Linked DNA regions of Homo sapiens: region 1 is linked to region 2. The links are chromatin loops, found by intact Hi-C in ENCODE. Cell type or tissue: psoas muscle. All regions are shown on one strand. Each heading gives the region's core, and the rest is flanking DNA. Links, peaks and the distances in the headings are about the cores only. Region 1 overlaps CAST (calpastatin). Region 2 overlaps ARSK (arylsulfatase family member K).

Region 1 (4,405 bases), core at 219-4,218, 1.1 Mb before region 2:
ACTTCATTAAATAAAAACATATTATTCATATTTTATACGAAGAAAAGTTAAATTATAAAATAGTATGTTTAGTATGATCCTTTAAGGTCATATGAGGTTATTTTCTGATGGTGTGAAGAGTAATTTTTAAAAAATCCTTCTTGGGCTTTTTTGTGTTTTCTTATGTAACTATTTTAATTGAGAAAAAGAAAATAAATGGGGGAAAAAGGAAAAGTAAAATACACAGTTGCTTCCTCAACAAGACCTTCATATCCTGTATCTCTTTCTCTTTCTTATGAATATCTATATTTCAAAGAAGCAAGCACATAAAGTTTTTTTGTTTGTTTGTTTGTTTGTTTTTTTGAGATGGAGTCTCGCTCTGTCACCCAGGCTGGAGTGCAGTGGTGCGATCTCGGCTCACTGCAACCTCCGCCTCCTGGGTTCAAGCAATTCTCCTGCCTCAGCCTCCTGAGTACCTGGGATTACAGGCACATGCCACCACGCCCAGCTAATTTTTTGTATATTTAGTAGGGTTTCAGCGTGTTAGCCAGAATGGTCTCGATCTCCTGACCTCGTGATCTGCCTGCCTCAGCCTCCCAAAGTGCTGGGATTACAGGCGTGAGCCACCGTGCCTGGCCAAGTATAAAGCTTTATAATGTAAAATGGTGATATGCTCCAAGGTCAATAAAGTGTGAATAATGTACTGTAAATATTGAATACACAAGGCAAGATAATGCATAAATTAGCTAGCATATAACACATTAAAGTGTTCTATGTCTATGCAACAAATATTTTATATGTATAATTGAGAATAATTTGGTTTCATTCTTTAATATTTAGAAGAAATATTTAGCCAAATTTATATTTTCTAATTTATTGAAAATGCATGCCATGGAAGTTTGAACTGAAGTCTTCTTTCCCTTCAGGGTAAATTTTGCCTTAGCATGCCCCAAAATCAAAACTTAGTTTGCTGTCCTCAAAGCACAATCTCTATGTGTCCACTCGCCAACCACTCTAGGGGGCCTCACAGGCATTTGCAGGAGTTCAGGCTCCCAGGCATCATCTGTAGAATAAATAGTCTCTCCCAAGCATACACTTACTACCATCAACCAAGGAAAGAAAAAAACCTAGATAAATGTGATAAAAACAAAAGAGGCTGCTAAGAAGCTAGTGATGCAGGTGTGATATGTGAGATGGTAAAAGGAGGGGATAACCCACATTTTATCCAGATTGCTAGTCTTTTTTAAATTATCACAAATAATAACAAATAGCTTCTGACAACCTTAATGTACAAATGGATTCTGTGTAAAAGACTGGACGTAAGACATAAAGACAAGAATACAGCAGTAGCATTATCCATTTCAACTTCATTACCTATCTCAACCTCTCATTTTCCAGCGAGGAAACTGAAGGAGGTTAGGTCTGTTTTCAATGTGACACAGCTGTCCCAAACTCCAGCTATTAGCTTTTGATCTTAGCTACAATTGAGGAAGGCCATGTTCCAATCCTGGGCTAATTACAGATTCCATTCGCTACATCAAAGCCCACATACTTAAAGTCTATAAATGGATTCCACTACTTACAATATGCCAATTAGGATCTGCCAATGAGAATTTAAAAATTTGTATTTTGGCTGTGATGAAACTATTAAGTTAAAAATAATGACTGTTTAAACTTAATTTATATGCTGAAAATGACTTACTAATAAACGAAATGTTTTTTAACTTAACGGAGGCTCCCTCAACTTTCTTGTGGGTATGATCTGTTCCCCTAAAGACTGGCTTGCTCTCAGAGCTGCCTGGATTACTTAGTCCACAAAGGACCAATGTAGTTCAGCTGAAGTGAGACTGGAATATGTAAAATCATCTTTCATTAAATTTTTATCTAACAAGTATTTATTAAGCCCTTTGTTGACATCTGGCACTGAAAATACAATGCAAAAGCCTTGAAATGCACCCATATACAGAGCAGACTCCTTACTTTCAGATTGGTAATCAGAGTTTAATTACATGTTGTTTTGGCCCCCTTTCTTCATTTGTGTCTGACTTCACATATTCATTTGTTCATTCATTCATTGGGAAAACTATGAGCCTGGTCCTATTCTAGGCAATGGGGATATAATGACCAATTAAACAGAAAAAGCTCCTGCCCTCGTGGCACTTACATTCCAGTAGAAAGACTCAGCCTTTAAGTAAGTCAACAAAAAAACAAGATGACTTCAGAGAATGGTGAGTCCTGAACAGACTGTGAGATGGGATGAGGTAACAGAGAGTGATTGGCTCAGGGTTGCTTCAGACAGGATGGATGAGGAAGTGACATTTGACTAACACCTGACTGCTGTGTGGAAACCAATCGTGTATATATGGGATGAGGGAAAGGAGGCATTCTAGGTAGACAGGGCAGCACGTGCAAGGGCCCTGAGGTAAGAATGGGCTTGGTAAGCAGGAGGAGCAGAAAGAAGCCAGTGCAGCCAAAGCATGCTGGGTACAGGCATGTATGGTATGAGATGAAACAAAATGCAGGATCAAATATTTATTCTGAAGTGATGTGGGATCAGAATAGCCCTATAGTCACATGAGTTTGGGATCATCAGTTTCTTCCAGGATCTGGTTTGCTTCCTAGTCTTCTCAGGTTACTACCTGACCCCCTGAGTCCTCCCTTGCCTCCAGGTGCAAGGTTTTCAACGTCCTCTGGCTTCATGTCACCTTGTGCTTAGTTTTGTTGGTATCTCTTCACACTTATACTCCTTAACATCAGCATCAGTCCTTAGAAATTCTACCCTGCCCTGAACAGATCTCTTAGCTCACTAGATCTGCATACTCACTAACTAGTGATAGGGCTGGATCCACCCTGAGGAAAGAATTCATCTACTCACAGTAAGTAGAAACTCTCAAAACAAGCTCATTTTTATATGATATTGCACCATCTGTTGCAAGAAGGCATGAAAAGAATTAGTTGCATACTTTTTTGTATATCTATTGTAGTTCAGAGAAAAAATTTTTTACTGAGTCAATCAGAACTCGAGTCTTTAAAATTTTCAAAATAACAATGAAGTTCCAAGAGCCAGGCAAAGAGTTGCTGTGTCACTGTCACTTAAAATCTTAGAAAAGGCTCCCTGAGTGAAGCCACATGTTTTACCCTGAGACTTCATGACTCTGTGAAGAAAGGCACCACATTCTCTAGGATAATGGTTCTATCTTATGATTTATATAGCAAGAGTCCTGTTCCACCAAATGCCAGCTATGAGATCTTAGGCAAGTTTCTGAACATTTCTCAACACCAGTTTTCTGAGCAGGGTGAATAACTCTGCTCATACCTCGGAAGGTGATTTTGAGGGTTAAATGAGTTACAACATATCCTGAGGACTGTGACCCACAGGTTGAAAATCCTGGCTCTAAAGGGAGAGGCCCAAAGTCCTTGCCCAGGTAGCAATGGAACAGACTGACCTCTGCAGGGCAACCCCAGTGGGTCTGGTTGGTACACATGAGAAGACTTAGTGGCTGCTGAAAATTTTCTATGAGTTTTATTATGTATACAATTATAAAAAATAATAACCTTTTATGGGATAGAAAAATGTAATTTTTTCCTTAGAACTAGCTCATGATTCTAATAATGGGATACTGTTAAGTTACTTGGAAACAGTTTGATTTTTTTGAGATTTGCTTTCAAGCTTTGTTAGGTTGGACCAGATCAGCTTTTAGAGTATGCGATATTGTGATATAATAAGAAATCTATGTAGTCATGTGCTGAATAAGGGCGTTTCACTCAACAACAGACTGCATTTTCTGTATATGGAACAGTGGTCCCATAAGATTATAATGGAGCATATACAGAAACTTGATGTATGGCACATGATATTGGCATTGCAGATCAAGTAGGGGAAATGACTAATATTTGGTCATGATGCTGAGACATTTAGTTTTCTATATGAAAAACTATATATAAATAAAGCTGTATCTACCATCTAGGTTTGTGTAAGTACACTCTGGCATTTCCACAATGATAAAATTGCATAACAACACATTTCTTAGACTTCTTGAAATGTATTTTTCAAGATAAAAACTCTCATTAAAATATGTAAGTTTTGACATATTTGTTAAGAATCTACTCCATAACTTAGTAGTTGTCCTATAAAATGGCAAGAAGTCTTGTGTTTCTACATGAAAATACATGCTTTATTTGAAAACAGTGTCAAGAAAAAGATTGTCTTTCAAAAGTGTAGACAGATTCTCCAACACTAGCAATTATAAAACTCTGACTCTTATTTACAAATGTTCTTTTAACACCATAGTTTAAGTGGTGACCAAATAAGTACAAATTGCTTTTATTACCAAAAGAAGTATAAATGTGTGCTACTGCAAGTGCAAAGCAGTAAATACAATATGCTGGCTCTAAAAAACACTAAGTCATAATGAATAAGCCTTAC
Region 2 (4,405 bases), core at 242-4,241:
CTGAGATTCCCAAATAGAGATATAAAGTAGGCTGTTGGATACAGATAGGAATCTGGAGTTGAGAGAAGTCTATCTTGGCGAAATAAAACTTGGGAGTATTTAACATATTCATGGTTTTGAAAACTGTGAGATTAAATAAAACCTTTCAGGGAGAGAGAAGGAGGGGAAAGAAAAGGGTCTAGAGGAAGCTATAAGGAGTCCCAAATAAGAGGGGAAACAGCATGGGAAACTGAGAAAGAATGGCCAAGGGAGGAAGATGTGAGGAGACCGAGTGCCATGACAGCTGAGAGAAGGCAGTGTGCCAAGAAAGAGGTAACATCTGCTGTGTTGAGAATGCACCTGAAATGAGGCCAGAAAATGCACATTGGAATTGGCAGTATGGAGACAGCTGGTGACCCTGACAAGAGCACTTTCGATGCGTGGTAAAGATGAACAGCTAAACTGGAAAGGGGAAGGAATGGGAGGCAGGAAAGTGAGGCAGCAGGGGGAAAAAAGAAAAGCTCTTCTGAGAAGTTATTTTGCAAAGCAAAACAGAAAAACGGGAGGGATGTTAGAGAATGGTGTGTTAGCTGGAAGAAAATGTGGGATTAAAGTCAGTTCTTTTTTTAAGATGGGGAAAATTATGCATGTCTTATGTCAAAATAAATTACCACTTCTAGCAAGAGTAATCATTGAATGCTAAGCAAATAACTACTGATTTCCTCAATGATGAGCTAGAAAGGCGAAGACAAAAGTGCATAGTGGCCAGGCACAGTGGCTCATGCCTGTAATCCCAGCTCTTTGGGAGGCTGAGGCAGGCAGATCACCTGAGGTCAGGAGTTCAAAGCCAGTCAGGCCAACATGGTGAAACCTTGTCTCTACTAAAAATACAAAAATTAGCTAGGCGTGGTGGCAGGTGCCTGTGATCCCAGCTACTCGGGAGGCTGAGGCAAGAGAATCACTTGAATCCGGGAAGCAGAGGTTGCAGTGAGCTGAGATGGCGCCACTGCACTCCAGCATGAGTGACAGAGCAAGACTCCATCTCAAAAAAAAAAAAAAAAAAAAAAGTGCATAGCCCTCCCTCATGAGAATTTCTTTAAGCCCTTAAATTCAAATTCTCAGAAATTTATCCTCACAAATTCCAAATGTATATATGTCTTATGGTTACAATCTTTTGAACATGGGGAGATAACAATTTGTGGCCACTGCCTAGAATCTAGACAACCCAGGCTTATCTGGTTGGGGGATGGAGCAGAAGGTCACAAGGTAGAACTGTCTTAAAGGTGCTATATAATTCACATATTGGGATTTGGACTCCAAGTCCTGCAGGCTAGGTTCAAATTGGTGTAACTACCACTGCAAATGACTACTGCAGCATATCAATAACTAATGTGTCAGATTAAAATCGATGTTAGTGATTTCTTGACTCATCTCTATGACTAGTACAGGGACATTATCTGTATCAAAAGCAGGCTGGAAAGCAGGACTCTTTGAAATATAGTGGCAGAGATAACCAGAAAGGGAGGGGGCGACTGCCGTCATGTGGGAAAGTTCCCAACGATTCCATCAGTGAAAGGTGATCTATGTTAAGATTGCTGTCTGAGATATATATAAGGCAGTGAGCGGTATGCAAATATTCAGTGAATGAAATGAAATGAATCTCTAATCCAGAGATTTGTTCAATTTAAAAAAGAAGACAAATTTATGCTCAAAATTCAACAGTGTATTTTTGCAAAGCTTAATAAACTGGATTAAGCATATCAATTGCAAAATTTGGTTCCTAGGAAATATTTAAATTATGATATACATATTCTCAATATCAGAAATATCAATAATACTCTAAACGAAGACCAAAATGTTATTAGAGAAAATATTTAAAAATTTTCTAGAAGTTTTGGTTTTTGACTTCATGTAGTTTTTACACACTAACAAATCATTTAAAAACTAGGCTACTACTAGTACTGCTGATAATGGTATCAATGGGAGACGGTCAGTAGAATATTTCATTCTGAACTGAAAGGCATCTTAACACAGCTGGCTGATGAAAAAGAGAGAAAGTAAGTTTTCCATAGTATGTTAATGTGGTTTACAATGGATAGCCAGTTATAAGTGAAAACACAGTTCTGTCAAATTTAGTTGGCAGAGAAAATCTTGAAAAATGGCTTTTGTTATAACTTCTATAACTTACTAATAGCCCATTTCAATTTTCTCAAGGCCATTCCTATGGTTCAAACAAATTAAGCACTCTAAAATTGGGCATTTAAGAAATAAAAATGACCCATTAATTGGCTTTCTGCAAAAGTTACAGAAATGGTACCAACTGCCTTTAGTTGCTGCATTCTGCTCTTGTTAATTAATTCTCATGGGTCCACACATTTTTCCCCCTTGGGGTGGGTAAGTCTTTTTGTAGATACAATTTTGTGATTTTGATTGCTCCTTCTGAACCATGGCTTGTACTCGGTTCCTTATCATTATGGGCCATGCAGAATCAGAGAAGTTTAGGTTTGAATTAATCATCCTAATAAAAGAATGTAACAGCAACTTTAATTTGCCATGTCAGCATGGCAAGACTGCTTATAGTGTTCTTCCCAGATCTGTCCATCAGACTGAATGAGATTCTCACTAGACTCTCTAGTAAACACTCCTGTACCTACTCTCCCCTGCCACTCCTGAAACCTCAGCAAAACTAAAACTGATACAGGTGCAGTGGCAGGGAGTAGAGGTAGGAGTAGGAGTGGGGATGCAGAAGATGCCTCTGTCCTTTAAGACCCAGGCAGAGATGCTTCTTTTCTATTATTTATTTAATTTTAAATTTTTATTTATTTTTTTTGAGACAGAGACTCACCCTGTCACCAAGGCTGGAGTCCAGTGGCACAATCTCGGTTCACTGCAACCTCTGTATTCTAGGTTTAAGCGATTCTCCTGACTCAGCCTCCCGAGTAGCTGGGCAGGTGCCCACCACCATGCCTGGCTAATTTTTGTATTCTTAGTAGAGATGGGGTTTCACCATGTTGGCCAGGCTGGTCTCGAACTTCTGACCTCAGGTGATCTGCTCGCCGTGGCTTCCCAAAGTGCTGGTATTACAGGTGTGAACCACCGTGCCTAGCCTGTTTTCTGTTCTTTTAAAAATGGGTTTATTAAGATATAATTAACACACTAAACAACTCATCCATTTAAAGTGTACAATTCAATGGTTTTTAGTGTATTCAGAAAGCTGTGCAACCATTACCATAGTCGATTTTAGAATGTTCTCATCATCCCCAAAAGACATTCTGCACTCTTTAGCCATTACTCTCTATTTTCCTGAAGCCTAGGCAACCACTAACCTACTTTCCGGCTCTATGTTTGCTTTTTCTGGACATTTCATATGAATGGAATCATACAATATGTGGTCCTTTTTGACTAGCTTCTTTCATTTAGCATAATCTTTTTAAGTTTCATCTATATTGTAGCATATACCATATTTTTTATTGTTGAATAATATTACCAAATTTTATTTATCCATTTATCAATTGATGGGCATTTGGGTTGTTTATACTGTTTGGCCATTATGTATAATGAACATTATAATGCTATGAACATTCATGTAGAAGTTTTTGTGTAGACTTATATTTTCATTTCCCTTGAATATACACCTAGGAGTAAAACTGCTGGATTATACAGCAACTCTATGGTTAACCATTCGAGAAACTGCCAAACTGATTTCCAATGGCTGCGTGATCCTACCAGCAGGGTATGGGTTGCAATTCCTCCACATTGTTGCCATCTCTAGTTATTGTCTTTTTCATTATAACCATCCCAGTGGGTATAACTGGTGTCTCACTGTGGTTTTGATTTACATTTCCCGAATGATTAATGATGTTGAGCATCTTTTCATGTATTTATTTGTCATCTGCGTATCTTCTATGAAGAAATGTCTATTAAGATCTTTTGGCCGGGCATGGTGGTTCATGCCGGTAATCCCAGCACTTTGGGAGGCCTAGGCGGGTATATCCCAAGGTCAGGAGATCGAGACCATCCTGGCTAATACGGTGAAACCCCATCTCTACTAAAAATAAAAATTAAAAAATTATCTGGGTGTGGTGGCGGGCACCTGTAGTCCCAGCTACTCAGGAGACTGAGGCAGGAGAATGGCTTGAACCTGGGAGGCAGAAGTTGCAGTAAGCCGAGATTGCGCCACTGCACTCCGGCCTGGGTGACAGAGCGAGACTCCATTTCAAAAAAAAAAAAAAAAAAAAGATCTTTTGCCCATCTTTTAATTGCCTAATCCACAATCACAAAGACTTACACCTATGTTTTCTTGTAAGAGTTTTTTAGTTTTACATTTGATTAATCAATCAATTTACTTAAAGTTTTTTTTTGTGTGTTTGTGTATGGTGCAAGGCAGGGTCCAACTTCATTCATATTTTTTTTTTCCAGCACCATT

Evidence for each region. Peaks named below come from ENCODE experiments on the same cell type or tissue, not always from the same donor. Only the 100,000 strongest peaks of a DNase experiment are listed, where the experiment ranks them.
Region 1: it touches region 2 in a loop (7-fold over the local background); 1 of 110 quality-filtered maps calls a loop at or near these places.

What each region holds. Positions count from the first base shown.
Region 1 is chr5:96,690,568-96,694,972 of GRCh38, reverse strand. All of the region lies in intron 2 of CAST (calpastatin), which reads right to left. Among named protein-coding and RNA genes, the nearest start is that of CAST, 30 kb to the right of the region's middle. In psoas muscle, for the core only: no CTCF peak of the experiment used is centred there; no DNase peak of the experiment used is centred there; H3K27ac peaks cover 2,802 bases.
Region 2 is chr5:95,560,615-95,565,019 of GRCh38, reverse strand. The region is part of intron 1 of ARSK (arylsulfatase family member K); the gene reads right to left. Among named protein-coding and RNA genes, the nearest start is that of ARSK, 7.7 kb to the right of the region's middle. In psoas muscle, for the core only: no CTCF peak of the experiment used is centred there; no DNase peak of the experiment used is centred there.